3 separate regions of the Mus musculus genome follow, and all the other regions are linked to region 3. Evidence: chromatin loops called from intact Hi-C (ENCODE). Cell type or tissue: left cerebral cortex. All regions are shown on one strand. Each heading gives the region's core, and the rest is flanking DNA. Links, peaks and the distances in the headings are about the cores only.

Region 1 (8,160 bases), core at 2,102-4,601, 230 kb after region 3:
TTATCCCTGGTATTCATGTTTAAAGCTTCTTATTTTCCATCATCCTTTGAGCTTTGTCCCTCTAACTAACTCTCAAAAGCTCAGCTCTGTCTTCTAACAATAATATTTCAGGTGCTTCCTCTTTGAAAGGGTTTGTGGATAAGCCTACTGCTGTGGTCTGCATCTCTGTTACCCCAAATGCATGCGCTGAAACCCAGTTGTGAAGGGACAAGGTCAGAGGTAGGAGTGCTGGGAAATGACTGGAGCCCAGCGAAGTCCTCATGGATGAACTTGGTGCCTTCCTAAAGGAAGCTGGGGAGCTCATTTGCCTGTTGAAGAACTTCTTCTGGGCCACCAAACACTGACTCTGATAGTCTTTCCTGTACTAGCTTTACAATGAGGAATGTCAGATTGGAAAATGAGCTTTAGTTGTGTGGAGGTTCAGCTAGATCAACCGTTCTATCATCTTCACTACTGAAATCTTTCGTGGAAAATAAAACTACATGTGACTGAGACAAGAAACTGAAAGAAGGAAGGATGCTCAGACTTGTAGGCACTTATCCTTGTGCAATCTGGATGATTCTAGAATTTGCTTCCTTGAGAACTGAAATAATGCAATTAATGGGAAGAGGATTTCAAGAAGACATACTTATTTTTACTTCTGTACACAGGCACTAATGTTGGGAATAAATGGTACTGAACCTCCTAATAATAGCCATTATATATTTATATCATCTGCATCAATGTATATAAAGTCTCCCTGTCTCTGTACAGATAACTATAATTTTATTATAATGTACAATTATGTATATGATGACTGGGTCATAGTTTTTGATTTATGTAAGCTTCCCAACTCCTGCTCCTCATGTCCTCCTAGTATAGATGATAATCTGTTATGGAGGCCAATAGGGGAACAGTCACATGGTACCTGTATAAAGAAGTGGGCATGCTCTGCTTGTTAAAGATGTTAAAGATGTTAAAGAATGGGTAGAATGGCCCCAGGTAAAGACAGACTGATTCAGGATGAAAAAACACCCAGGCCATGAACAGTGGACTTCAAGCTACTGCAGAATTTTTTTTTCATTTGATTCTTCTGCACAGCTGTCTAACACACACACACACACACACACACACACACACACACACACACACTCATATACATGCATTTACACTCTCACACGGTCCTACTCACACATGTACACACTCATACACACTCACTCACACTCACATACCCTTACACTGGGCAGCGGGTCCTCCAGCCCGCATGCTGCCGTCGCCTCACCTGAGGAGATGCTCACCGCTGCTGGGAAGCGGCAGGCTCTGCGCCCCGCCTTTTGTCCTTGTCATCCCTGACTTCTGCTGCAATGCTGATTTATAAATTCCTAGCAGCTAGCCCAGCTCCTCACAGAGGCTCAGCCTGGAGCTTAAGTCGACAGATAATTGTCACCGCTGATTGCTTTGCTGACAGAGCTTTGTGGCTATTTTGGTTTTTTGGTTTTTTTTTTTTTTTCCTTGAGAGTTCCTTAATTAGAGGAAATAGCGTGGTGCACTGTCCAATCAGCCTCTTGTCAGATATTATTACATCTGTAGCAGTTTCAGGCGACATTGGGTTTGTTCCTGCCAAGCTGGCATGAGGTTGGCAGCCTGTGCCATAATCTGCTGCCAGAACAGTGGTCCGCGCCCAGCTCTGAGAGGTTTGTTGCTGGGGCACCCAGGCAGGCAGCAGTTCACGACAATGCCACACCTCACAGTGGCCATTGCCTGATGGAATGCTCACTTTGTTCTTTGGGAAATTATAGACTGCAGGGTCCTTTGGTACTTGCTTTTATATCTAGCAAGGGAATCCTCTTTTCTTCTTCCATGAGAGAAATGTAGACATTATCTATGCTTGGTTCCTCCTTGGGGAAGCGTTAGAGGTGGTTTCCCTTTCAGTCTATTGTAATATGGATACCAACTTAACTGAGAGGAAAATTTGTCTTAAATTAGAAAACATTTGAGACTCAAAGTTTTCAGGGTTTTATAATTCTGGCTAGTAAATTTTAGCAGAGTACCTTTTACCAGCTGATGAAGGGGACACATCAGATTTAGGGCTACTTCACTCGGATGCTTTATTTCAGACTAGCGTGTGTGCAGCTCATGTGTGTATCTGCACATAAACTGCACATAAATGAGATTGTCAAGTGTGCACTAACCCTTCCCATCCCTTATTTCTGGAATTAACTCCTTGCAGCAAAGGTTGATTAAGCTTTCTGGGGTAGCCTACAGTTAACAATATAAACAGTCTCCAGTCTCAGGAATGTCACACTGAATGGCAAGTTAACCTTGGCAAGTGGTCTCTCATGGCTTCCGCCAAGGTGTCTGTGAGGGTGCACGTTTTTTTCCTGGAATTTTCAAACATTGGAGTAGAGAACAAAGAGTGCAGAATTGACTGAGGGCTTGACATTGAGAACTCCACAGAAATTCTATCATATTCTTGGATTATACAGAGCAGGAGAGAGCGATAGTAATTTTGTGTGTCTGCGTGACGCGAGGGTTGGTCATAAAGAGGAGAACTTGGTTAAAAGACATGGGGGTGGGGTAAGAAGAGTCCATGAGGCTGATAAGCAGAGTAAGTGGGTAAGATTTGAGGGCGTGGCTTTCCCTCTCCCGAGTCTGGCTTTGCTTCCTCAACATAGAAACAACATAAGGCCAGGCAGCCTGCTTCAGGATGACGCTCATGATTACCGCACACGACACACAAATGCTGGGGCAATTAGGCTCATTCACAGGATTTGTGGAAATCAATGTCAATGACCAAGATTCTTTACATATGTGAAAATCCGCTTAGCTGTTCATTGGTCCAGGTGCATGTTGGGCTCTGTGTGATTTGTGAGGTAACCTTACCGTGGTAACTCACTACACGGAAGAGTAAGTATGTATTGTCTGTGACACGTTTCCCTCATTGCTTTCAAGGGAGGGGTGTGGAGGGGGTGTGGAGGGGGTGTGCTTTCACCCTGGGAGGTCTGGGGAGCTCCATGCCTGCCAAGCTTTTGCCTCAGCACTGAAGCGGAGCCAGGGATTTTGCACCTGCAGGTCCATGTGAGCAGTTTGAACTCCTTCCTGGTTCTGCCACTGTGCCTTAGGGCAATCCACAAAAGACCTTCACAACTAAAGTCAAAGCAAAACCTAGAGAAAAAAATTAATTTAAAAATTTGAATATAAAAGTTCAACATCTATGATGGCATGCTGTATATACATTCTTGTATATTTTTAATTGAAAGATTTATTTATTTATTTATTTACTTGTTGTGTGCTTGTGTGTGTGCTCATGAATGCAGTATCTGTGGAAGCCAGAGGAGAGGATCCCTCTGGATCCAGAGTACAGATTGCCCAGTATGGATGTAGGGAACCTAACTCAGGTCCTTTGGAAGAATAATATGTGTTAAAACTACTAAGCTACCACTTCAGGATCAATATATCCTTTTAAAGTATTTCTAAGGTTTTTAAAAATTGTATGTGTGTGTTTTGACTGCATGGATGTATGTGCATCATGCTTATGCAGTGCATAAGTAGAGGGTACAGGATCCCCTGGAACTGGAGTTACAGATGGTTGTGAGCCACCGTGTGGCTGCTGGGAATCCAACTTGGTTCCTCTTAAAGAGCAAGTGCTCTTAACCCTGGAGCACCTTGCCAGCACCAGTGCCTGTGTGTTTTATAATTGCTGTGCACAGGCTGTGTGTCCTTTCAGATAGTATCATATCTCACTGTAGCTCTCAGGTGCTGGAAACCCAAAGGCCTAGAAGCGAGTGTGTCTTGTGTCCAGTGTGTCATGTGTCCAGTTTATTCCTGCCAGGGACATGTTAGGTAATGTTTTAAAATCCCTTAAACTGTCCCCTAGATAGGACAGACTTGACCGGAATCATGTAGTTACCATGGCATCCAAAGACAGTCTCTGGAAGCCCATCGACTTCTCCAGACACAGAGCCGGTAAACTGCTTTGAAGGAGCATTCTCTACCTCAGCTGACAAGAATAAAAACAGTATTTATCCAAGGCACTGAAACTGACTTACAGGGCTCCTCTCTAGAATAATTTTCCTTCCTATTTCGCTGAAAACTGTTCAGTGGTTTGTGCACCTTGGCGTTGACTGGCAGCAGCTTTTCTTTCATCTCTAATCTGAAAGCTTCTTTCTGAATAAAATAGAAATGCTAATGACCCTGGCTTGGAGATCCTTTACGTTTTCAGAGAGAGGTTCAAGCAACTGAGCCGCTCTGTTTATTCAGGAGCTAAACGAGTCTACCCAGGAGAGCAAGACAGATCCGTGCTCTTCCTGAGCAACCAACCGCTCCCTTCTGGCCGAGCTCTTTGTTTCTTGAAGATAAAAATTATTATGTATACTTGAGGTTTAAACCACAGTATGAAGGCATAGATGATAAACTGGTTGCTATTGTGAAGCAGATGAACAAATCTATTATGCAATAATTTTTTTATTGACACGAGCATCAAAAATTGACTTTAATGAGAATCTGCAACACAATGACGTTTTATTAACTTTGGTGCTCATCTGTGTGTTAGATCTCAACTGATTACCTTCTGTACCGGCTGCGTCGAAGCTCCAGCTTCATCTCTGCATCTTCCGGCACGCCCTTTCCAAAGCTGTTTGCTTTTCTGTGCTGCCCTCACTACTTGCGCTAACATACAACATATTCTCACACAGAAGCAAGATTGTACTGTTTTTATTTTTAGTGAAATAATTCTTTGATGTTAATCTAATTTTCATTACTGTCTTGCTAAATTATTGAAAGGCTTGGGTTTTTATAAATTCTCATTGTTTGAAACGTCTGCTGCATGGTAAGGCTCCGGACCACCAGCTTTTTGCCTTAGAGTTAGGAGGCAGGGACTGTTTAAGCCAGTGATTTCTATTGTGTGACATTCATGTAACACTTGGCTGTGCCAAGCACTTTTTAAACCGCTGTTATTTGAACTACAAGGGGGGCAATAACCTCCTTGAGGCAGAGATGGGAGGTTTTTGTTTGTTTTCAGGCCCTGTCTTCTTCAGATGAAAGGATTAAGGAATACATAGGAAAGGCAAATGTCTCACATTCCACTCCTTCTTTGTTTGTTTTCTGAGACTCTATCTCATGTAGCCCAGGCTGGCCCAAAGCACTCTGTAGGCAAGGATGACCCTGAACTTCGGGGCTCCCTGCTTCTACCTCTCAAGTGCTGGGCTACAGGTGTGCACCACCAGCCCCTCCCCCACCTTCCCTTTTAGAGTCTCCACTTCTGCTCTGGCCCTGAGAATTACACAGACCTAAACACATGGTCAGCAGTCAGGTGAACACTTGGCTTTAAAGCAAGTTTTACAGGACACAGGAAATGAAGACCCCCTCCCCCCAAGAGGCAGGAAAGGTCAGTCTCAGACAGTAAGTTAACAAAGGATAGTAAGCTATGGGTGTGACAAGGCAGAGGCCTTGGGCTAGGTCTGTATCTGGGGGGAAAGTTTGTTTGTACTGACACCTCTCCCCACTCCCACCAAGAGTCCCCCACTGTGCAGACATGAATGATTAACTGTCCTGCTGGTATATCTTACGGGGGGGGGGGGGGCGGGGGGGCAAATTCAAATTCTGTTTTATAAGGAAGCCAACTGAAAGTCAGAGTGGTCCTGCATCTTCTTTATAGTGCCTTTGATTCAAAATATCTCTGAGCAGCACAATTTTCGGTGATATAGTCATAACTCAGAAATGCCTCTTTTAAAGTCAGTTTTTACTAGGAGGCAGAGTTGGAACAACAGCCCGCTCTTCCACATTCAGTCTCAGGCTGTCATATCATAGTGGGTGTGGGGTAGGGAGCACCCAGAGCTCGCTTGAGAATCTTGCCCTTATTTGTCTCCTCTCCAGTGCTCAGTTTGCTTTAAGCTCCCCCAAGCCAGGCCATTTTGTTTCCTGTTGCATCCTTTGAATTAGGACAGCACCCAGCATACAGTAAGAGCATTGTTCAAAGGATAATTCTGTTAAGTAATGAACCAGATACGGTGACGCTGTATGCCAGCTCTCAGGAATCAAGGGAAGACAGATCTCTATGAGTTGTAGCCCTGGTTACATAGTGAGTTCCAAGCCAACTAGAGCTGTATTGTGAGACCCTTTGACTTAGTCAGTGTTCTATTGCTATGAAGAGACACCATGGCCATAGCAAGTCATAAAGGAAAGCATTTCATTGCGGAAGACTTACAGTTTCAGAGGTTTAGTCCATTGTCATCACAGCAGGAAACATGGTAGCATACAGTCAGACATGACATGGGAGTAGTTTACAACTCTACATATGGATCTTCAGGTAGCAGGAAGAAAGAGACTCTGGGCTTGGAATAGGCTTTTTAAAAGCTCAAAGCCCACCTCCAATGACACACTTCTCCAACAAAGCCACACCTCTTAATCCTTTCAAACAATGTCACTTCTTGGTAACCAAGTTTTAAAATCTATGACCCTATGGACCTACTCCCTTTCAAACCACCACACCTTGTCTTCAAAACAGAAAGGAAGAAAGAAAAAACAGAGAAAGAAAGAATAAAAGTAATACCAGTGCTGCACACTCCAACCCCGCCTCGCACACTCCATCCCTGCCTCTGCACACTCCACCCCTGCCTCTGCACACTCCACCTCTGCCTCTGCACACTCCACCTCTGCCTCTGCACACTCCACCCCTGCCTCTGCACACTCCACTCCTGCCTCTCCACACTCCACCTCTGCTTCTGCACACTCCACCCCTGCTTTTGCACACTCTACCCCTGCCTCTGCACATTCCACCCCTACTTCTGCACACTCCACCCCTGCTTTTGCACACTCTACCCCTGCCTCTGCACATTCCACCCCTACCTCTGCACACTCCACCCCTGCCTCTGCACACTCTACCTCAGCCTCTGCACACTCCACACCTGTCTCTGCACACTCCACCTCTGCCTCGGCACACTCCACCCCTGCCTCTGCACACTCCACCTCTGCCAACCATCTTTGTCACATTTGACACTAGTCTCCACCTTTCAAGGTTTTTCTTCTTCTTTCTTTTAAGAAATTTGATTCTGAGACTAACGAATGAATCATTCTAATTAATTGGAAAAGAAGATGATGAACTTTGATGTAGTTTCAATGGGTTCTTCTTTAAATAGTCAAGTAATTATGTAATAATTTAGCATTAATAAATAATATTTTCTGAGTTCTATAGGACCATATTTTTCAAAAATTTCAATTAAGGATCAACTACTGAAGCTCTAACTCAGGGGCTGAAATTTTATTTTTTCTTAAGTAAGATTTTCCTGGGGGCAGATCTGGAGAGATGGCTCAGCAGTTAAGAGAACTTATGATCTTGCAGAGGTCCTGAGTTCAGTTCCCAGCACATTGGACAGCTCACAACTGCCTGTAACTCCAGCTTCAGGGGATTGGTTCCTCCTTCTGGCCTCTGCACACCTAAACTCACATGTTCATACCCACGTGCAGACACATGCCTACATGTGCACACACATAATTGTAAAGGAAAATAGTTGGTTTCGGAATAATTTTATATGTACAGCAAAGCTGCAGAGAAAGTGCAAAGAATTCCTAAGTTTCCTTTCTCTAGCTTCTCCTAATGTTAATGTCTCAAATAACACAATGTGTTATCAAAGCTAGTAAGCAGATATATATTTCATATTATTACTGTAAGTATTAAATATGTAAATATACTATACACACACACACACACACACACACGCACTACGCTTCAGGCTGCTCTGAATGCCTAGATGTCCTCCTACTAATGCCCCATTCTGTTCTATCTTAGATCTCTCTTGGGCTGTAACTGTTCTGTCTTCTTAGCTTTCTTAGGTGCATGTATTTTCTTCACTTTTAACAAGTTCTGCTTCCTTTTGAGTGGTCCATTTGCACTCTTCTCCCAAGCTCAGCTCTTATCAGTCAGGGACCTAGCAGAGCACGGAGGCACACATTAGAGCATCCTGGAGAAAATTGAACAAAATGTTGTTTACCGAGGTGGAGATGGGTAGAAGCGAATAGATGAAGGTTGTTAAGGCAACCAGGAGGTGTCTACAAGCTTTCCCTCTCCTCTGGAGCCATGCTGGGAGCAGAACTACCCAAGCAAGTAATGCAGATGCCAGAGATGTGTATCGGAGAGGTAGCCACTTAGAGAGTCTGGAGCCCTGAGGTCCAAGTGTGTGGGAA
Region 2 (8,160 bases), core at 2,102-4,601, 190 kb after region 3:
GCTTGTGGCTTCTCACCAAGTACTCCTTTTCTGTGAAGAAATATGCTGCTTCTAGCACTATAGATAACGGGAAGCTACCTGCATCCAGCTGATCCCAGTCAAGACTAGCTAAACTCTGGCCAACCAACAGTGGGTGGTCAGAAGAGGATGCCTGTGTTTGTTTACTGCGAAGCATTGTTGGTCGAGAGCTGAGCTATACAGTCTAGGACACTGGTCAGGTAGCTACGCACCCTGGTGTGTGCATCTAGTTACTGTTCTAGTTGCTACAGCCAAAATGTGTGGTAGAAGCAACTTCAGGGAAGAAGAATATGGTTTGGCTCATGGTTTCAGGGGGTCATCAACCCACCAAGGTCTGAAAGGCTTGGTGGGTCTTGGTCCCTGGGTGATGGGCAGCTACAGTGGGTGCTCTTCCCATCTTCATGGACTCAGAAGTAGAGATGAGACTAGAAATAGAGCTGGTCTGTAGCACTCCAAGGTCCACCCTTGTCAACCTACCTCAATCAGCCAGATCCCATCCCCTAAAGGTCTCATAGCCTCCCCAAACACTAGGACCTGCCAGGGGCTCATACCAGGAAGCTAAGTGTTCCACCACTAAGCTAGATCCCTAGTCTATAAACAATGGGCTTCACTGAGTACACTGATGGGGCAATCATAGCCATAGTCATTAGGACCACATCAGGGAAAAAGACAGATGAAGTCTCAGAAGGTCAATAATTTTTGTTTCATTATATCCGTTCATTATAGAAATCCATCCCTCCCCCTCTTTTCTTTTATTGATTTTTTTTTGAGACAGGATTTCTATGTGTACCAGTCCTGGCTGTCCTGGAACTTGCTTTGTAAACTAGGCTGTCCGTGAACTCACAGAAATTCCCCTGCCTCTCAAGCACTGGGTGTGAACCACCATGCCCAGCTAATTTTTCTCTTTTCACAAATCACTTCCACTCTGACACGTTTGAAGAGCAGCAATGTTACCAGGGAGATGTGAGCCTACTTATATGTAGGTTTACACTGAGCAGAAGAGTCAGAAAATAACAGGGCTATGTTTTTCCCATCGCCACTGAGACCATCGTCAGTCAGCCTTTTGTTCCTTTTGACTCGTGGATAGAAATGTCTAGGAGGAATGTAAAAATAGAAGATAAAATGAAAATATCATTTGGTCTACCAATTTCATTCTTGGCTGATTTTGCTTCATACAAAGTTTTGACTGGGTTCCGTAGTTAAAAATAACTTCCCTGTGTACGTGAAACTTCTCTTGGGTAAGTGGCTGTGTATCTGCTTATGTTTATGCATGCCTGGAAATTCTGCCGACTACGGAGGTCTGCAGCAGCTGATGTGGAATGAAAACAGTCCTGGGAAGAGAATTTGAATGAAGTGTTGAATACATTTAAAATTATTATTCAAATGACTGCAAAAGTTCAGTTTCATAAAGTCAGAACAACTGGAGACCTGGACCAACACTTCCTATTTCTCGTTTTCCAAGGAGCCGTGACATAGCTGACATGCCCAGCTCTCAGCAGCCATAATGTTGCAAGTCCCATTTTGGATTTCACTGGAAAGGGAGATGCCAGTGTCTCTCTGCTGGTGTTGGGAGGGTAGTCACTGGCAAGAGGCAACTGCAAACACAGTAGATGACACTTTGACAGGCAGTGGAACTTTCTTGCCTGTATGACCAGCTTTCTGTGTGTGTAGGCCACAGTGTGGGTGGCCTCAGACTGGTGGAGAGTCTGTACACCTGGGCCTGTGGCTCTCTGTCCTCCTGGGAGGGACGATGGCAGGGGTGTTTGTGTCTCCCAGTGAGGACCCTGTCATGAACCCCTTGTCCACTCTGCAGATCTGACCTACTATTATCATTCACATGAGAGTCCGTTTCCTCAGGGCCTCTGTGTCTCACCCACCTTCCATCTCAGAGAGAGGGACTGTGTGTCTCGGGATGGTTTAGGTAGAATTTTTGGATCGTACCAGGTTTGCAAGACTAGGGATATGGAAAAATAGGGGGGATGTGAGCATGGCAGAGGTGACAGGAGGTGAACAGTGTGTCTCTCATCCATGGAAAGGCACAACGGAGCTTCTTTCTACCACAAGTGCCCTAATGTGAAGGGTGGAAATGAGGCCAATCAGTGCTGATTTGCTTCCAGATGGGATGATGCAGCCAAGGCCTGAAACAGATTTTGGAAACAATTCAGTCAGCTGTAATGTGAACCCAAAGACATGCTCTCAAGGCTGCTGGGTTTTCCACACTTGTCTGGCAGCCTAGTGCTTCTCAGGCCCAGCTGCTGCTGCTGCTGCTCTGTCTTATCACCAAGCTCTGGGGTTCAGACAAGGGAGAGAGAGGTGTTGCAACAATTCCTGGGAAAAGGACCGTGCACTGGGGCAGCTGAGGAGGTGCTGAGCTCTATTAGAAAGGCTCTGTGCTTAGGGAAGAGAGGAAGGGGTTGTTTTTCCCTCATTCACAGTGGGCTGGGGTGATGCTGGCCAGTACCTGGGCTTGGAAGTGAAGTCTGCATAGTCTTCCAGAGAAGCCAGAGGTGGTCAGAACCTGAGAGCACATAAGCCAGGCCTACAACAGTGGCTGTCAGGCTTCTTAGGACCACGTTTGCTTATCCATCGCACACCTGCCTCCCCTGGGATCCTCGGGGCTAGGCCGTCCAAACAAGCCCCATGCACAAAGTTGGAGGACCACAGCACTATAAATAGCTAGAATGCTCAAGGGATGACAAATATGTCACCCAATCTGAGGGTGGAAGGTCACCCAGGTCTTGTCATGGAGAAAAGGGCTTTCCCCTTCTGCCTAACAGTTAGTGGGTATGGGGTTTTGATAGTTGTAGTTGTTGTAGTTAAACATGCACTCATGCATTCACTTTCATGACCATGGAATGTCTGATATGTGATAAAACATGAACTAAGGGAAAAGGTATGGTCTTGGCTGCCAAGGATAGGGTATTATGGGAAGATGGTGGGGTCTGTTTACAACTGTCACTATGCCCACTTAAGGTAGCTGCACAGAGACCTGGAAGCACATGTTTTAGAGTGACTATGTAACCTGACTGGAACACAGCTTCAGCTAAGCGTTCATGGAGTGACTGTAGCCAAGGAACATGTGGGCGGGGGAGCATTTACAGTTAGTCATGGTGAGGAAGAACACTCCAAGTGGAAGAAATACAAACAGGACTGTGTTTGTCCTGAGAAATTACCACAGACTTGATATCTGAAATACAAGAAACTGACTTATTATTCTGTAGATCTGAAGGCTGCCATGGGTCTCACTGGGCTAAAATCAAGGTATTGGCAGGGTTCATTCATGCCTTTCTGAAACGATCTAAGGAATTATGTATTCGTATACCTTTGCTAGCTAAGAGGGGTGCCCGCATTTCAAAGACAGAATCTTCACATCACCGCTTGCCTGCATTTCTAGACTCATGAAACATATGAAGTTGTTAACCTTAATCATGCCCCTTTCCTGGTGGTATAACAATTCAGTTTTCTGAGGAGAGAAACAAGAACATCTTTGAGGCCGTTATTCTGCCCACCATAAGGGCATCATGGGTGTCTGAGCAGGTGGAGAACGCAGGGCAGATATGTTATGGCTGGAGGGAATGAGGGCATTCTGTTTAGGGACAGAGTGTGTATGTAGCCGTGTGGGCCATTGAATTCTTATGTTTTTAAAAACCACAACAACAATAACAACAAACCAGATGAAACAAGAAAGGACACTTTTGGGATTGGAGGGATGGATCAGTGGTTAACGCATCGGCTGCTCTTCCAGAGGACCTGAGCTTGGCTCCCAGCAGCCACATCAGGGAGCTCACAACTGCCTGCAATTCCACCTCCAGTGATTCAGCTTCTTCTCCTGGTGTCCAGGGGCTTCCCTAAACACATGCACATACATGTACATGCACAACCCCCCCACTCATGTATGCATATTCACATGCATATACACACATGCACATGCACACACATATACATAAATAATCTTTAAAAGAATAAATATGAATAAATACTAATCTTATAATAAATAATACATCTTTTTAAAAATTACAAAGCAAATATATTATAATCACATGACCTGGGTGTCAGTACATCCAGGCTAAGCAGGAGCCTCTGTTGTGTGGGACTGCGTCTTGCTCACCTCACTTGTCATTGAATCATTTTGTCTGTGGCCTAATCCTTTTATCTGCTCTCCTTCATGGGAGGAGAGACCATCACCTGCAATAGAGACCCTAACATTGAAGTTGTTCAACTGGGCCATCTTACTTAGAACCTGGCATGCATTTTGAAAGGATCAATGAATATTTGCTGAATACTTATGCACAATGATGAACTCCCAGTTGGTCATAACCTATACCATCTGTTCTTCAGTGAGTGCTTTATTGTAGTAAAAGATCAGCTTCAAGGGCTTAGTGTTCAAGGGCTTCACACGACCAAACTGTCCTGCATGTAAGTAGGTCATCAGTCTTTAAAAACTTCCCCTTTATGATTCCTGCTGAGGGGGAATGGTAGAGAGGGAATGTCAGGTATTGAATGTTAGGGGAATCTGAGAGAGAGAAAGAGAGAGACAGAGACAGAGAAACAGAGAAGGAAGGAGGGAGAGAGGAAGGGAGGGAGGGAAAGAGAGACAGTGACAGACAGAAGGAGTGGTATAGAACCACAGGACTTCACAGAAATCAAAGCCAAGGATAGCGAGTCAGGATCCTAGAAAGGTTTTGGTGATGCTGAGGGGGGAAAAACCCCATAAATTTTGGATGCACACTGACTTACATTTAAATTCTATCATGTTGGGCTAGCAAGATGGCTCAGCAGGTAAAGAGATTTGTGGCCAAGACCAATGACCCTAGGTTAATCACAAGGACCCACATGGGAGAGAATTGACTCCACAAAATTGTCTTCTGAACTCTACATGTATGTGCCCTGGAGGGCATACCCTCTCCACACTCGCACAGGATAAAAACTAACATAAAATATATTAAGTAATCCTAACATGTAGAAATGGAAAAATCAAACACACTTTTAAAAATAAAGGCTGGAGTTTGAGAATGTGGGTGGTGTGTGTTTCTAGCAGGAAACCGGCAAACTATTGTCAAGCGCCCGGCAGACAGTGTGCGCACAGCCATTCACTGTGTGTTCCCACAGAGTTCCCTCGGTGGACTCACAGATGTTGAAGACCCAAGCTGAGAGAGTCTATAAATAACTCTCCTTTCCTGCTTCAGTCTGGAAACAATTAAGGAAAAGATGCAGGAGCCAGACAGATGAGGTGGACATGCTCTGTACATTGGCTTTATCACTGATAATGATAGTCTGAAGGAGTCTTTAGAGGTGAGGCTCCATGCCACTGCTGAGAGGCCACTGTCAGACTCGTCCTGCCTAAGACAGAGAGAAGGGCCTGGAAGGGTCTGTAGAGGGGAGGCAGGGGCAAGTTTGGTCAGCACTGCCTGTCAGTCAACAGCTACTCTCTGCCTGTTCTGCTAAGGCCCACTCATGTGTCTCCTCTTCCCAACGCAGAACCTTGTCCTTCTTTGTGTCAACCGTAAAGCTGAATTTTGCATTTTCCTTGCATATCCTCCATGAAATTCATTGAGCTTTTCCAAATGGAGTTGGGGGGGGGGCGTACGGTAAGGGATAATATCGCACACCTGATAGTTTTTCCACATAAACAAAACAAAACAACAAAAACAGACCACCACAAAAACAATTAAACGTCTTACTCAAGACTTGATTGGCAGTTGGGTTTTTTGTTCCCTTCTGTCATATCCTGCCAGATCTTTGTGTCCTCCACTGACAAATTGCTTAATTCTTATCAATTCATTCAACCCTTTGCTATAGTTGATGCTGAACCTGGAGCCTCACACACAGAACACACCACTAAGCACACACAGCATACACCACTGAGCTAGCCTGGAGTCTTACACACTGCACACACCACTGAGCTGGCCTGGAACCTCACACACAGCACACACCACTGAGCCTCACACAGCACACACCACTGAGCCTCATACAGCACACACCACTGAGCCTCACACAGCACACACCTCTGAGCCAGCAGAACACTTATTCAAGGCCTTGATGTTTTGGAAACACGATTCTCTTTATAGCTCCAGCTAGCCTCAACTTCTGTGCCCCCAGAGCTGGAGTTGCACCGCTGCCCTTAGCTCTATGACCCCTTAACTCTGAGATATCCCCTTTCCTTTTGCTCAGCTGGCAAGCGGCAGTCCAGTGGTCATAACCTACTGAAGATCCTTGGAGGTAATTGACAACATAGACATTTTTATACATCTGTGACTGTGGGATGTTAAGTTTTAAAGGAAAAAAACATAAAAATTGAAACTCCTGAAGCTAACATCTCCCTTCTGTTTTCTGTGGTTTAGGTAAAATTAACAAAATGGCCATAAAGCTCTGTAGAGCTCTGCTCAGAGCACCATAGGATTCATATTTTGTTTTTTTCTTTTAAAAATGGCGCCTGGAGTTAGCACAACAGAATGCAGACAGTCGTTAGAGCCTAGATTGGCCACGTGTCACACACCATGATGGTACAAAGATTATTATGTTCTTCATTTTGAGACAGGGTCTCTTGTAGCCCAGGCTGGCCTTGAACTCACTGTGCAGCTCCCCTCTACCTCCACGTTCCAAATGCTGGGATGGCAGCTATATTACACCAATTCTGTCTTTGCTGTGTTTGCTTTGGAAGGAGAAGTTGGTGCCCAGGGACACGTACTAGCTTCAAAGGTTCTTCCACCAGCTTGTGTTTGCAGGTCCCTTTCTCCAGGCTTTGGAGAGGGGGACTCTTCTGTCCTCTGAGACTCAGGGCTCTAGAGCTGGCACGGAGAGTCCTTTCTTTCTCTCCTCCTACTTGCAGCAGATTACTGCTCGCTCTGTCAACAGTTGCTTAGTTACAGTTAATAGGTAGGGAGGGCTAACTCTGAGCAAGACTTTGTGTAAAGCTTCTCCCTCAGCCACATCTTCCTGTGCTTCTGTGTCCCCACTGTGAAGATGGTGAGCTTCTCCTTTGTGTAAAGCTTCTCCCTCAGCCCATCGCCCTGTGCTACTGTGTCCCCACTGTGAAGATGGTGAGCATCTCCTTTGCCCCTGAGAACCATTTTGTGGGTGATTCTCTTCTAGGGGACCCTGGATAGCTGTGGCTGCTCACTGAAGCCTCATTCTGAGAGGCCACCTCTGGAAGGGTTTGCTCCATTGCCATTCTTCTTGAGGGCGAGTGCTTCCCAGGGCGCCTATGTAGCTGCTCACAGCTGCAATTTTGTATTCACTTGATGGATGCCTCTATCCTCCATTGGCTGTCCAGGGATAAAGTCTTGTCTGTTTATTCTCCCCATTTTATTCCCAGTTTCCAGGGAATTCTTACTACATTTGTCAAATGAACGGGGGGGGGGGGCATAGACATCTGGCCATCTGGAAGAACAGACTCTTAAAACAGAAAACTAAGATAAGATATAGTCTTGCTCCATATCATAGCAACATGGGCTACTGTAGAAGTGAAGTGCACAGGCACATACTTACCCATGAACTGTCACCCAAGAGTGGCCAGGGAATGTCCTGCAGCTGAGAAAGAGGACAGATTGGAGGCAGGCAGTGTGCAAACCCAGAGTCTACCCTTTAATGTCCCAATGTTCCCTATGAAGATTAGTCGCTTGGGGTGGTGTTTCCAATCATGAGTAGCCAACAGTGTAAGTCCTGCTTTACTGTTGAAGAAGCCACACCAAGTGTTGCTCCATGGGAACCACACTCATCTCACTGAGCTGTGCCCATCCCATCAGGTGCAGAAAGGGACCTGCAAACACAAGCTGGTGGAAGAACCTTTGTGCTCCTGAACATGGCCGGTGTACAGCGTCAGCCTCCTGTCTCCAAAGTCTTCAAGCCCTAGTAGTTACAGAGCAGGACAGAGGAACAGACCCTAAGTGAGACTGAGACCATTATTAAGAAGGGGAGAGGAGGAGAGTGGAGTGGAGAGGGGGGAAGAGGAGGGGAGGGGAGAAGAGACAGGAGACAAGAAGAGGCATAGCTCAGGGCATTTTTCCTGAGCCTAAAGAGCTTGGGCTGGAGACAGAAGGCTCACATCCATGGGGCAGCCCAGACTGCTCAGTGTAACTGAACAGCTCCACAGAAGATTCATGGAGATCAGGGGGTGTTTGCCACTCATTTCCACAGTCACAC
Region 3 (8,160 bases), core at 2,896-5,395:
AAGAGGAGGTAGGAAGGGAGAAATGCCATGCTGGGAGAGTGTGGAGGAGAGAGATGTCATGCCTGAGAAGAGTGCAGGACAGAGAGGCGTGGCCACCATGTGCAGGAGCTGGGAGAGCATGGAGCAGAGCTCCACCCCGTTGGGCCACCCTCTGGGTCCAGAGCAGCCAAGATAGAGTGTAGAGCTTAGTAAGTAGTAAGTCAAAATTATTAGTAGTGGAGATTAGGCAGTGGTCCAACTATTGTGCTGCCTAAGGCATATTAAAATATAAAGGCTGTGTGTGTGCTTGTGTGTGTGTGTGCCTTTCTTTCAGGAACATGCACTATTGAAGTGGGTAGTGAACCTGCTGCCAGGATTTATTGTTATTTAATGCAACACAGGATTGTTTCATTATAACAGGGTTAAGGATTTGTTTGGCTCTTTCTATGCAGTACAATGCAGAGGATGAGCAGATTCAGGGTCTTGATAGGATGCTGCTTTTTGTAACACGCTAGATATGCAAACTCAGTTTGATGCATAGAGGAAAGAGAAGAATGCAGTTGGATGTACACCAGTGAGAGGACTAGATCTGAGGACTGAGGCAATGCACAGTTGACTAAGCTCTCTGAGAGGGGCAGACTGACCACAGTAGGATCCTACCATTACTAATTTAGGGCGTGGAACAGATCCGGAGTATAACAAGCCTGAGGCATGATGAGAGAAGTCCAAGAACGTCAAGATCAAGAGGGTCCAGGGTTTGTACTTTAGTTGGATTCTGAAAGCCAAGGGGCTCTTCAGTGGAAGAAAGTTACTGAAGGAGGACCAGGTAAAGAGAGAGCAACTGAGGTCTTCATCTCAGAAGAGCAAGGTTGCTATAAAAGAATAGGATGCTCATGGTTAGGAGGTGACGATAAAGATGGAGGAGAGCCTCCGTCCTACCTCCTGTCATAGGCTCCTTGTGAAGAGTCTTTGGGGAGGAAGGCTGCATGAGGTGAACTTTGCAGAGCAATGCCTTGCTTTGGATAGAAGAGAAGAGGAGAAAGAAATAGACGAGGAGATATTCACTAGTTTAGGACTAGACAGCTAAAGCTGAATCGAGAATGGGGCATGGAGAAATACTGTGGGGACGATGGTGAGGTGACTTGTTAAAATGGCAGCCCTGAGGTGGCAGTGAAGAGCTAGTACACTGTGACAGAGAAGCAGCTGTTCTATCCCCAAGGCCTCTCATGAGACTTGGTCTCACCAAAGCACGTGTGGTGCACCTGCTGTTTCTGTGTTCTGATGGATGGGCTCTCACAACCACACCCTATGTTTCTGTTCACTTCCCCAAATTGTGAGTTTGAACATCATAGGAACAAATAGTAATTGAAGGAGTCTCCAGCTGCTTGTACTCAAGTTGTCTGAGTACTGGTGGAGGCATTAGCCAGGCTCTCAATGGTCCCTCATCAAGAATGATAGTTCTGTGAATAAGCATGTATGCTTCATGTATCTTGAATTTTATTTTTCACTAAAATCAACATTTATGAAAACTTAGGCATTCCTGGGGTGATTTCTGCACTCATGTTATTGAAATCACTTCGTTGGCTCACTGATCAGTGTGACAATATTATTGTTAAGAGATCTGAGACACAGAGAAGTCAAGTTCCTTATCCAGGGCCATAATGCTAGCACATATTTGCAACAAGATTCCAGCCAAGTTGGCATGGCAAAATCTCTTCATCTAATTACTGAGGGTATCCATATTTCTGTCCTACTGCTAGTGGTACTCCAAAAGATCCTTTGACCTGTGCCATTTGACCTGTGCACACTCACAGCACCCCACTGGTAGGTGTCACCTTAGAGCCTCAGCTGTGTCTCCAGGGGCTGCTCCACAGCTGTGCACACTCACAGCACTCCACTGGTGGGTGTTACCTTAGAGTCTAGCCCGTCTCTCCTGGGGCTGCTCCACAGTTTGCCGAGCATCAAGCATCGGTCATAGAGTGGGTTTGTCTGCTGGGATGGGGCTGCAGCAGGTGTAGTGTATGTGGATGCCTCACCTGTGAGGGTAACTGATACTTGTTTGCTAATCATATCTGGGGGATGAATCTTCTTGGAAAAGATTTAAGTAAAAAGTCATTTCATTTCAAAGTATTAGGTACAAGTAAAACATGGTATGGCATGTCCAGAGTCTCAGCAGGAGAGTTAATGACTGGCCTGGGCTATGTAGTCACACAAACAAAACAAAACAAAACAAAACAAAACAAAACAAAACAAAAAAAAAAAACACTAACCCAAACCAAAAGCCAGGTGGAATGCTGTGTGCCTATATCCCCGGCACTCAGGAGGCTGGGGTAGGAGAACTGTGAATTCAAGATCAGACTGGGCTACGGAATAAGACCATTGTTTTAAAAATGTAAACCAAGCCAAACAAACAAAAAGCAACCAACCAAGGATGACTACCACAACCATCAACAACCAAAGGGAAGGACAGAGGAAGGAGGAAGGGAGGAAGAAGAGAGGGAGGGAAGGATGAGAGAGGGAGAGAGGGATGAGAAAGGGAGGGAGGGAGGAGAGAGGGAGGGAGGGAAGAAAGAGATAGGGAGGGAGGGATGAGAGAGGGAGGGAGGAAGGGAGGAAGGGAAGAGATAGGGAAGGAGGGAGGAGGGACAGCCTCATTCTTACCATCTGTTGGCTTATCTTTCTTGTTGTGTTGGTTTCTTTTCCACTGCTGTGATATCCCTGACAAGGGCACCATAAGGGAGAAAGGGTTTGTTCTGGCTCAAAGTCCAGGTTACAGCCATCATGGCAGGGGACTCAGAGCAGCAAGAGCTTGAAGCAGCTTGTTAGTTACAACTGCAGTCAGAAGAAAGCAATTCACACATGCATGCTAACCTCAATGCTCTCTCCACACTTACACAATCCAGGATCCCCTGCCTAGGCAATGGTGTCACCCATGGAGGCAGATCCTTCCACCTCAGTCAAGATATATCTTATCTTGATTATATATGTAATCAAGATAAGCCATCGAAGGCATGACCAGAGGCCCACCTCCCAGGTGAGTCTAGATTCTATCAAGTTGATAACACTAACCAACCATCATACCTGGTTGAATCCTAAAATCTCAGAAGGCTCACAGTGTTCTTTGCATAGTTATCTGAGATACAGATAGAATTAGCCTTCCCATCTCTGAAAGAACAGACTCATAAAATCTCTATTCCAAGCATATTTTATGTGCATACTAAAATTCATCATCTCATCTTTGAGGACTCAGAATAGCCAGTGGGTCACAGTAGAATAAGATTTTTTGGATTTTATGTGGCCCCTGCCTTCTTTAATGGTGACTCTCTGTGCTTATTACTCCTTACACCTATAATTATTTTGCCACATGTTGCAGTGATTTGGGGACTGGTCCAGTTTAGGGTCAGGACCTATGGTCTTTATACTTGTATTGTCCTGAGTGGTTGAATGCTTGTCTAGCACCAAAAGAACTACAGCAGCAGCAACAAACACCCTTGTGTTGTCCTGGGTGACAAGTTGCTGACACTCAGTAACAGTTATCTGGTGAACAGCAAGGCACAGAATGAGTTGCATGGTGAAGCGTGCTGTCAGAATAACAGACAGTCAGAATAACAGACAGTCATCATTATTACTCACCTGATATCCACAAGCATCATTTAATTTGCTAACAACTCTAGCAGGAAATCCCCCCCCCCCCCTCCTCCTCCTCCTCCTCCTCCTCCTCCCCCTCCTCTTCACAAACACCTGGTCACTCGCTGGAGACAAAAATCAGGATCTAATTTCCTAGGAGGGTCGACACACAATAAGTGAAGGGCACAAAATACTGTCTTCTTTTTCAAGTTAGTTTCAGGAGCTATTGCACCTTAAAGTGATAAGGCCCGAATTCTGGGCAGATTGACATCAAAGACCACAAAATTTCCTTAGAGAGCCCCAGGCAAGATGGCGCTACACTGCTGAGTAGCCACCTCCAAGGGTTGCCCGCCTGGAAGGGGCTGGTGAGAGATGAGTGTGCAGAGACTTGCCAGGCTTCAGGGGAGAAGCCAGGGGAAGCTTGCAGAGGTGAGAACACCCTTGCTAGTTGCTGGCCAGCAGAGCTGTTGCACTCAGTGGGAATTTACTGTTATGTGGCTAATGGAGAATTTACTGAGTCAATTCTATCTAGTTCTCCTAAAGGGAGGATTAGTTTCACCATCTTTCCAGCTATGAGTTACGCTCAGAGCTGCCAGCCCCATGTACCAGCAAGGGGAGGGAGGAAAGCTAGGTACCAGAGGTTGCTGCGTTCTCTTGCCTTCCCTAGGGCCTGGAGGCGAAAAGAGGGAGGGAGAAAAGCGGGGGAAAAAGGGGAGATATGGTTACCTGTTTTTCCAACCTGCTTCCTGGGACTTCCTGGGGCTCACGTGGGAAGACCTGCTACCAGCACCTATGGGATTGTGTTGCTTAGAGCTGTGTTCCTGGCTTCCACACGGTGGCGCTCTTGAGCCACCGGTGTCTCAGCTTGGAGGGTGGCTCCTTCGCTGCAGGGACTCAGGAAGCCGCTCTCACAAGACACCTGGACACAAAGATCTGTGGGCTTAGCCTCTCTCCTCCAGAACAGAATTCCAGAAGAAGCCCCTGGGGTATTACATCCCTGACCAGCTGGAAGCTCAGAGACCAAAGTCAAGTAGACAGTGGCAGAGGGGGAAAGCCTGATTTTTGGTTCAGACTGAAAGAGAACGAGTCTATTTTCATAAGCGGTTACAGGACAACTGTCAAGAAGCCAAGAAACCCGGCGAGGTGTCAGGAGGCCTGGCGCAGTCACAGAGTCACTGGGACAGTCAGCTGGGCGGAAGGGGAGCAGATGAGGAATGAAGACGGCCCCTAGCCGGCTGTACTTCTGGAGAATCCCACCGAGAGGGGGCTGTTCTAACTGCTGTCAGCGGGGTGGGCTGTTGAGTCCCTTTGGCTCTGTAAACTCGAGGGTCATTCATCCCAATGTGAAGTCAAGCCAATGGGTGGTGGGTACTGATTTGTAGTTTGGGTGTGGGAGGCAGCTTTCTCGGGAGCTGAGGGGTATTATTAAATACGGCTTGATCTTTTGAGACATAACTCTGTTTTGACTCAGGTCATTCATTCACTTTCCACTCACAGAAAATACCACAAAATGTGGGGTGCTCCCGCATTGTGAGGGAGGAAGGAAGAGCAGGGCTGCAGAGCCAAGCTCTGGCTCCGGCTCTGGCTCTGCACCTACTGGCTGTGTGACTTTGGCACATTACTTGTCTTATTTCTGCCTTGAGTTAAAGACCTGTCACTGGGCAGAATAACAGTATGGGTTTCTTGTGTGGTACAAGTACTTAAAGGTACTTAAAATAGTACTCAGGGCACAGTGCTAGGTAAACAAAGCTATTTCTCAAAATTATTGAAATTCCAACTCCATGCTAGAACATCCCTGTTAGTCTAGAAAACACTGTCAATAGGTTAGCTAGGGCTAAGTCGATCTGTGGGCACATGACATGTCGCCTTTCTGTTTTTCTTTTCTTTCTGTCTGTCTCTCTGTTTTTTCCTCTCTGTCTCTGTTTGTGTGTATACATGCACATTCATGTGTGAATGTGGGCACCTCACCCCACAGGGTACCTGTGGAGGGCTGAGGACCCCAGCTGTTGGTCCTTGTTTTCTACTTTCTTGAGTCTCACACCTATGTACCCCAGGCTAGCTGGCCTTCTGTCTCTCACCTCCCACTGAAGCACTGGGAATACAGATGCTGGTGCACAGTGCTCGAGGCTTTTGTGTGGATTCTGGGAATTTGAACTTAGGTCCTTACACCTCACAGCAAACGTTTTTAGTCACTGAGCCATTTCCCCTACCCCAGCATTCTCTCTCTCTCTCCTCCCCCTCCCTACCTCCTTTCCCTCTCCCTCTCTTTCTCCCTCCTTTCCTCCTTCCCTCTTTCTTTCCTTTCTTTCTCTTTCTCTTTTTGGAAATTGGGTCTCATAGCCTAGGCTGGTCTTGAACTTGTGGCAATCTTCTTACCTCAGCATCCCACTTCTTGATATTACAGGTGTACACTACCTTCCTGGTAACAATTTCTTCATGCATTTATTTATTTATTTATTTATTTATTCTTCATGCATTTTTTTCCATTTTTGCAGACTGGCTATGCACATTTTTAGCATGTATTTCTAACACAGCAATGGAGTGGAAATGTAAGGGTTCTTTGGAAAGTCAGTTGTGCTGGATGGTCCTTTGCTGGGGCAAACATGTGAAGGAGTGTTTCCTGAAATGAAAGGATGTTTTGCTAAAGCAGACATGTAAAGGAACATTTAGCTGAAGCAGACACAGGAGAAAGGCTGGTCTGCTAAAGCAAGCATGTGAAAGAACGCGTGTATTGTTCTGCCTTACATTGCATAGTTTGTTGTCACCCCATAGAGAGAAATGCACCAAAAAACTTCTGGTGGTGTGCTGGTGGCTTCTGTTGCTCTCACGGACTGGGCCAATTGGCAGAGTGACGTCAGCTGAGATAGAATCATGTGGAGTTTTGCTAAGACAGACCCACATGATGAGACAAAACCTGTAGAGGACATGTAATGTTTGGAGGGAGTATAAATAGACTCAACAGACTGTGAGCGAGGCTTGCTTGTACAGCTAGCTGTGCACTGCTTCTTGGTCTTACGTCTTCGCTGATTCCTTGAGAGAGGCACCACCGAGAGTTTCTCCTGGCATCCCTGGTGTTCCTACTCTCTCCTGCTGACTTGTGCTGTCGGCAGAGGCCTGGCTGTTCCTGCTAGGTCGTGCTGTCCTGATACTACTGAACTGTCCTGCTGGTATATCCATGAAGTGTTTGCGAGTGGATGGAGCTGCTGTTATTGATCTGTGAACTGAACTGTTGATTTCCTGACAAGCAGATGAGATTTGCTCCAAAGAAGTATTTCTAAACAGGTCCACTTCTCTCATAGCCTACTAACCTTTCTTTTCCACTACCTCTGGTGGGTGGTAGGCAAGAAAGGAGGTTAAAACATTGAAAAAAACATTGTCAAAAGTAGGGTTGAAAAAAATTTTAAATTGCACAGAATTTTTGCCACCTGGGGAGTATTTCCTTATGTTTTCTTAAGCAATATTCTGCCTATGGCATTCAGAGCAAGTGAAGCTTGTCTCACATTAATTATCTGTGCAGGCTTAATGTCTTCTGTTGCTGTAATCATGACCGGTTCCTTTTAAGGCTAATGCATAAGTCATAAACCCCAATAATGCGTAATTCCCACTACTCTCAGCAAGGGGCTTCAGTAGCATGTGTATTGCTGCTCCAAGGAGAGGCCTTAGCACCAGGAGATCTCACCCCACACATATTAGGATTTTGGTGCAGCCTGTCATTGGGAAAAGTAGCTGCGGTGGTTTGCCTGCAGTATGTATCTGGAGGGAGGGAGGAGACAAGCCTGACAGGTTTGCCCGGTGATGGATGGAATGGATATCCTGAATGTATCATGGAGGCCATTGTGCAAACCCTCCCAGACAAAGAAGAGGGTGAAGGTAGCACTCAAGAGTGTTTCTCATAACCCTTTGCCCACATGGGGGCACAAAGCACAGAGGGTAACACATTGAGGGAGGGGCATTCTTCTCTCCAGACCAATTTAGTACCTGGCAGAGCAAGATGAAGGAGTAAGACTGTGTGGGTTGTTTCAATTGCTTGTAACACAAACATCTGTAATGGATCTCTCTCTCTCTCTCTCTCTCTCTCTCTCTCTCTCTCTCTCTCTCTGCCATTGTATGCACATGCATATGACATTTTTTCCAATTTTTTATTAGGTATTTTCTTCATTTACATTTCAAATGCTATCCCGAAAGTCCCCCATACCCTCCCCTTGCCCCCCGCTCCCCTACCCACCCACTCCCACTTCTTGGCCCTGGTGTTCCCCTGTACTGGGGCATATAAAGTTTGCAAGACCAAGGGGCCTCTCTTCCCAATGATGGCCGACTAGGCCATCTTCTGCTACATTTTATACATAGCCATGGGTTTTCCTTATCTATCTATCTATCTATCTATCTATCTATCTATCTACATGTATATGTTTTATACAAAACCATGTTTTTCCTCTCTCTTTTTCCCTCCCCCCTCACTCTCTGTGCATATGTATAAGAAATTTTATACACAGCCATAGTCTCTCTTTCTCTCTGTTCCCCCCCTCCCTCAGGACCCCTTGACTGGCTAGAAAG

The links. Hi-C counts contacts between places; a loop is a spot of excess contacts. Peaks named below come from ENCODE experiments on the same cell type or tissue, not always from the same donor. Only the 100,000 strongest peaks of a DNase experiment are listed, where the experiment ranks them.
Region 1: it touches region 3 in a loop (2.3-fold over the local background); 2 of 42 quality-filtered maps call a loop at or near these places.
Region 2: a loop joins it to region 3, with 2.4 times the contacts of the local background. A loop is called at or near these places in 6 of 42 quality-filtered maps.

Annotation. Positions count from the first base shown.
Region 1 is chr15:37,667,220-37,675,379 of GRCm38, reverse strand. It overlaps a transcript of Ncald not described here. Among named protein-coding and RNA genes, the nearest start is that of Gm15942, 29 kb to the left of the region's middle. In left cerebral cortex, for the core only: a CTCF peak has its summit at 3,597; DNase peaks (open chromatin) are centred at 2,616, 3,673 and 3,881; H3K27ac peaks cover 2,421 bases.
Region 2 is chr15:37,714,359-37,722,518 of GRCm38, reverse strand. It overlaps a transcript of Ncald not described here. Among named protein-coding and RNA genes, the nearest start is that of Gm15942, 18 kb to the right of the region's middle. In left cerebral cortex, for the core only: no CTCF peak of the experiment used is centred there; DNase peaks (open chromatin) are centred at 2,168 and 3,096; H3K27ac peaks cover 1,328 bases.
Region 3 is chr15:37,902,504-37,910,663 of GRCm38, reverse strand. It overlaps Gm35019 (a long non-coding RNA gene), which reads left to right and starts at 2,688. Exons shown (of 7, transcript XR_383951.4): 1 at 2,688-3,013. In left cerebral cortex, for the core only: a CTCF peak has its summit at 4,427 (motif pointing right); DNase peaks (open chromatin) are centred at 4,024, 4,465 and 5,155; H3K4me3 peaks cover 916 bases; H3K27ac peaks cover 798 bases.